Regions from separate parts of the Mus musculus genome. Here region 2 is linked to region 1. A link is a loop called in an ENCODE intact Hi-C map of the cell type or tissue named here. Cell type or tissue: left cerebral cortex. All regions are shown on one strand. Each heading gives the region's core, and the rest is flanking DNA. Links, peaks and the distances in the headings are about the cores only.

Region 1 (2,906 bases), core at 84-2,583:
GGCAGGCTCATAGCAGCCTTCCCAGCCCCGCCCTGCCCAGACCTGTTCTCTGTTTCACCACCTCCATTCCCCAAGGCCACCCAGCACCAGCCACAACCTGCTTGCTTGCCTCTCTGGCAGTGTCAACTGTCAGGGCTCTCGGCAAAGATCTGGGGTAGCACGGGCCATGGATGCCACCACAGGACCTGTGCACTATCACAAGCTACAACTCTGGGAGCCTGGCGTGGAGTCAGAGGAGGAGGAGGAGGAGGAAGAGGAAGAGATAGCAGAGCCACTGGTCCTCTCCCTAAGGAGACTCCAAAATACCCCCCGGTGAGTCAGCAAGGGCCTGGGGACCTCCATAACTCAGGCTGGACGGCTGGCAAGGTCCTCTCTCTGGAATCCCTAAGCTGGGTCAGGCAATCTCACACTTGGCTGAGCATCAGGGACTTTCTAGATGAGTTTGGGGGGAGGGGAGCTCTAGGCTGCAGATCCAACTTGGGACTGAGCCAGTCAGTCAGAGGAAGGTCTGTGTATCTTAAGAGAAGACATCTTAGACATCTGTATCAAGCTGGACCCAGTACTGCCCCAGCTCTCCCAGCCTCACCCCAGCTCCATGCCATAGCACCTGCTGGACGGGTTGGGACTGGGCTACACCTGGATGAACCCTGCTCCTCAACCACCTCTCCCCATGTGCCAAGCCCCTTCCAGGTCTCCCTCTGACTGACTGGCCACCCCTGCCTCCTCCAGCTCTTCTGTTAGACACTCTCTCCAAGCCAGCCTCAGTTTCTCCAACTTTTTCCTACCTCTGTGTCTTTGCCAATGCAGTGCCCTGGGCTCTCTCTCTCTCTCTCTCTCTCTCTCTCTCTCTCTCTCTTCTCTCTCTCTCTCTCTCCAATTTATACTCTTGCAAAATCAAACCTTTGGGGGAAACATTCCTTGGGTCTTCTTGGGGTTCCTGGGTGCTCCTTTACCCCATCCCTGGCTCAGGACTCCCCTTTCTGCAGGAACGAGGTTGGTGGGTTGCCAGGAGCCTGGGCCCGCCTGCTGGCAGGCTTGTTGCTGCTGGCTGTTAGCAGCTCTCTGGCTCTGAGGCAGCTGCACAGTAGGGACAGCCCAAGAGGAAACTTGGGCTCTGTGGCCCCTCCAGCCAGCAGACACTCCCATCGCCCTGGTGTGTACCACCACAGCGCCATTATCAGCCCGGCAGGTCAGTGTTTGGGAAGGGGCTAGGGGTCAGTGGTTCAGGGCACCTCCCCATCACACACAGACCTTTCCTTACTGCAGCCACATGTTCCCAACTGGGCCAAGAGTTGCTTGTCGCTGGGGGCAATGTCGTGGATGCTGGAGTTGGAGCAGCTTTGTGTCTGGCGGTGGTACATCCTCATGCAACAGGCTTAGGTCAGTGTAATCTGTGGGCCCTGAACCTCAGAGCTTCTAACCTGGGGCCTAGTTAGTGACCTGGAACTCATTAGGGCAGTCAGTGGCCATTACCTCAAGACTAGCTAGTGAGCAGGACATGGGATCTGAGCACCAGGCCTAGTCTTGAGTAACCTTTGACCCTGGTCAGCAACTCCTGATTTCAGGCTTAGTCAGTGACCTCTATTGCAAGCAAGACAGTGATTCTCTACCTGGGACCACTGGAGGATCTTGACCCCAATTCTGGCCAGTGCCTCTGATCCCCATGTGACCTCTGTCTCCCAACAGGTGCCACATTCTGGGGTCTCTTCTACAATAGCTCTTCAGGAAACTCAACTGCCCTGACAGCAGGCCCAACCCAACTCCTGGCCCCCGGCCTGGGGCTGCCCACGGGTCTGCCTGCTCTGCATTTGCTTCATGCCCACTTCGGCCGCCTGCCCTGGCCACACCTGCTGACCAAGCCTGCCATGCTGGCTGAAAAGGGCTTTGAGGTAGATGCACCCCTGGCAAACGCACTAGCCATCCAGGGCACAAAGGGGCTCTGTCCATTGTTCTGCCATACCAATGGAACCCCACTGGGCCTTGGGGCTCGGGCCACCAACCCCAACCTGGCAGCTGTATTACGCAGCGCAGCCCTGGCCTCCAGCCCAGATCTCGCTGGGAAGGCCTTGCTGAACCCGCTGGTCAGAGACCTGGGGTTAGAGTTACCTTCTGCTCAGCCCGTGCCTTCCTTAGAGCCTGCGCTGCAGCTTCTTCTGCCTCGGGGGGTCCTGTTCACGACTCCTGGCCCCTCAGCAGGTCCAGAACTTGTGGAACTGCTGGAGTCTACTCTTCACTCCAGGACACCCAGCTCTGCTCCCTGCCCACCATTCCTGCAAACTGCTGAAACCCCAGTGAGCAGTGCCCTGGCCACCGTGGACAGCAACGGCTCCATGCTCCTCCTCATCTCCTCAATCAACAGTTCCTTTGGTTCTGGACATCTATCCCCAAGTACTGGTGTTCTGCTCAGCAACCTGGAAGCCAGCCCTGCACCTAGTGCCTGGGCCTGTCCACTCATCCTTCGTGACAACCTGGATGACACAGAAGCCGATATGTTGGGGATGGTGGCTTCAGGGATCTCCAGAGGGGCCAAAGCCATGACTTGCACCTTGCTCAATCATCTGGCAACACCCCAAATCCCACAGCAGCCCCAGCATCAAAGACCCACAGAGAGCCCTGGCATATGTGGCCAAGGGGCCCTACTGCAGGCGGTAGTCCATGCAGAACACGCCCATGTCTCCAGTGTCCCCAGTGGCTGCTGCCCCTTTCAGGGGTATTAACAGAGGGGCAGAGGTGTCTGGAACTTGAGAGCCAGACAGAGAAGGTCTAGCAGCAATGAATGTATGAAGAGAATGTATCTGTGAGGTGTTTGCTGCTCCATCACATGAAGCCTCCATCCTAATCTGTTACCTGGCTCTGGCTCTGGCATCCAGGGCTGGTCCAACCACATTTCCTGGTACCCACACTGA
Region 2 (2,906 bases), core at 199-2,698, 200 kb before region 1:
CGTGTTAGAAATGGCATTTGGACAGGCAGATCATGAATCTCCCAAGCTCCTGTGTCCTCCCCGCCTCCATAGTTTCCAGTGGAACTTAACTGAAAATCTTGTTGCAAAGACTTCAGGCTGATGGACACCTCCAGTGGCAGAATGGAAAAGCTCCCTCCTGTGATGTGAGGAGATTCATCTGTGTAAAAGGCTTGGAGTGTGAAGAAGCTAGAACCTGCCCCTGGTAGGCCGAGAGACAAGATTTTTAAGATGCTGTGAGGCTGAGGAGAGGTTGCTGGGAAGAGGGGACTCTGCTTTAGGGTGGGAAAGCTAGATGTAGTTTCTCACCAGACAATTCAGTAGTCAGCCTTTATTTCTATAAATATGAATATACCCATGGTCTTACCAAGAATATCTATCCATTGCAGGGGTGACTCTGTTAGCGAGTTGATGTCCTGCCTAGAGTCTGGAGCCAAAGCTTGTCTATTACAAGCAGGGGGTTTGGGAAAATGTGACTTCACCTGTTCCAGGTAGATTCCCCAAAGAAATTGTGAGTTCAGAGGGAACAGAAAAGGACATCCATAGCCTGCCCTTGGAGAGTCATAATTTAGCTATCAGAGGGTAAGAAGCTCCTTAGGCCACGGCCTTTGGAATGAGAGGTCTTTATGGACTCCTAAGTCCCTGGCAAGTACATTCAGAAGACAATAATTCTCAGAATTTTGTGTTCAGCTAATTGTGACTCCAAATGTCTGGTTCACACAGTAAGAGGATGGGCCTGGATACAAAATGTTGAAGGCAAATATAGGTGTTGCCCAAAGGTGGCCCTTTTGCAGCTAGCTAAACCTCAGATGGGAACTGAAAGTCACAGACTCACTCTCAGCTGATGCACAGGGACAGAGACAGGCATTTTGAGGAGGAGTTATAGCTGACAGAAGGAGGGGGTGGTCACCTAAGATGGGCATCTCCAACTCTAGGAAAGGCCCTTACTCACTGCCCAATCTGGCCCTTCCACAGTGGAAGCTGAGGCCCAGAGTGCAGACTGACTTGCTCCATGTCATGTGTGGGGACCCAGCTGCTTCTATGGGGCACAGTATAACCATGGAGGTCCAGTGGGGCCCTCAGAGGAAACCTGGCCTTTAGGAAATGGAAGCGATCCTGAAGCTCCTTGATAATCAAGCCACCAGCACTCTTGGAATCTTCTAATGTTTTCCTGGGGCATTCTGTGGAGACGGAGCCACCAAGTGGCCTGGAGAGAGGACACCAGACACTGTTGCTTACCCAGCAGCTCCCCCTGCCTTGCCCTTTCTGCTGGGATTTCGATTTTTCATGTTTAGTAAATGGAAATCCCTGGATCAGGAAACACAGGCCAATTCCTGATCTATGAAACCCACCTCTTCTGTCAGTGTACCCTGGTTCTACCCGGTGAGGCATAAAAGGGAGTCCCCACATGGCTTCTGAGAGAGGTTGTGTCTTCCCTAACAAAAGAGAAAGATGTACTTTGGCACCTCCGGAACCCCCAACTCCTGCACCCTCTCTTCATTCCTGAAAGGACCGTAGATGTGGATGTGACCCACGGCTGCAGTGGGGGAGTAAAAAGCACAATTCCCCGAGGATGACAGAACAGACTGTGGAGCCCAAGCCTTTGGTGGCTTAGGTGGGCAACTGGATGGTCTTACCTCCACACTCCCATTAAGTAAACATCGGAGGACCCTATGGCAATGTGCTGTCCACTTGATTTTCAGTCATTTATAACCCAAAGCATTCCACATGAACACAGGCCATGTGTGTTGGTGCACCTCTATCCATTTGCAAGAGATGTCACTCAGACAGCCTCAAGTCAGCCTCTTCCACTATGGGTCCTGCTCTCCAGAATCTTCTTTTCAGCCCTCAGCTGGGTAGTGTCTAGTAGTAGAGTCCTCCACCCACCCTACCAAACCCTTTCCTCCCCACTGACCATCCAACTTGAGATGCTCTACTGCCCCAGCATAGCTCACTGCATCAAGCATATTCTATATAGGCCAGTCCTTGAGTTATTGGTCATACTCATGGTGACCTGCTCTGGCACAGCCACAATGGTGGCTCTAAAACCCAAGAGCAGTCAGTAGTTGTCAGTCATAATAGGGCTGTGGAGACCAGAAAGTTAGGTAAGGAGAGGCTGTCAATGTGATATGGGAGACAAGAGTTCACTATTTCGATCACACTTTCCTCGGGAAGAGTCTGAGGGAAGGGACCAGTTCTGTCCTGAGTCCATCTCAGAGAGAACAGCAAGGAAGGTCTCATGTTTAGAGATCTTCTCTGGCTAAGCAGGATCTTAGGGTAGGCTGGCTCTCAGCCACCTACCTCTCCCTATAAGCCCAATAAGACCAAAGCCCTCCATGGGTAAAAGGAGGAGAAAAGGAGAGGCCTGTCTTTATGGGATCCAGAACTGCCAACTAGCTGGACCTAGAACTCATCCCCTGGATGCTGTGAGCCTTGTTTTTCTCCAAGGATGAATGAGGGTCCTAATGCCGGCCGTCTCACAGGGCAGCCGCAAATGTGGAATACGATAACTGGTGAATTCCCTGGGTCCAGGAAGGCCAGGCACCCAGGAGGTGGACAGAGAGCAACTGTTTATTCATCTGCCTCCCTCTGTCTCCTTCACAAGGTACAAAATCACAGACCAGTCAGCACACTGGAACTTTCCATAGCAGACAGAGTATTTGACAAGAGCAAGCCTTCAACAGTGTGGTCAGGAGTCATCCCTCCTAAGGAGCCAGGCACATACTTGGTCTTTGATGGGAACTTCTTGGGTCCCCATACTGTCTTCTGCCCAGAAAAAAAAAAATGACATCCACGGGCCTCGTCTACCCAACTGTGCTTCTTTTCAGAGCAAATTAAGCAAGGAAGAGGGTATCACTGAAAGACAACGGAGAGCTTCCTCTCCTGTC

What was found. A loop is a pair of places that touch in the nucleus more often than their neighbours do. Peaks named below come from ENCODE experiments on the same cell type or tissue, not always from the same donor. Only the 100,000 strongest peaks of a DNase experiment are listed, where the experiment ranks them.
Region 2: it touches region 1 in a loop (2.9-fold over the local background); 5 of 42 quality-filtered maps call a loop at or near these places.

The regions. Positions count from the first base shown.
Region 1 is chr11:72,435,453-72,438,358 of GRCm38, forward strand. It overlaps Ggt6 (gamma-glutamyltransferase 6), which reads left to right and starts at 74. Exons shown (of 4, transcript NM_027819.2): 1 at 74-312; 2 at 987-1,189; 3 at 1,267-1,380; 4 at 1,687-2,906. The coding sequence starts at 167. The coding sequence ends at 2,717. In left cerebral cortex, for the core only: no CTCF peak of the experiment used is centred there; DNase peaks (open chromatin) are centred at 1,051 and 1,936.
Region 2 is chr11:72,239,423-72,242,328 of GRCm38, forward strand. Slc13a5 (solute carrier family 13 (sodium-dependent citrate transporter), member 5) reads right to left here. Exons shown (of 12, transcript NM_001004148.4): 12 at 2,572-2,906. Among named protein-coding and RNA genes, the nearest start is that of Gm34252, 2.9 kb to the right of the region's middle. In left cerebral cortex, for the core only: a CTCF peak has its summit at 1,257 (motif pointing left); a DNase peak (open chromatin) is centred at 1,156.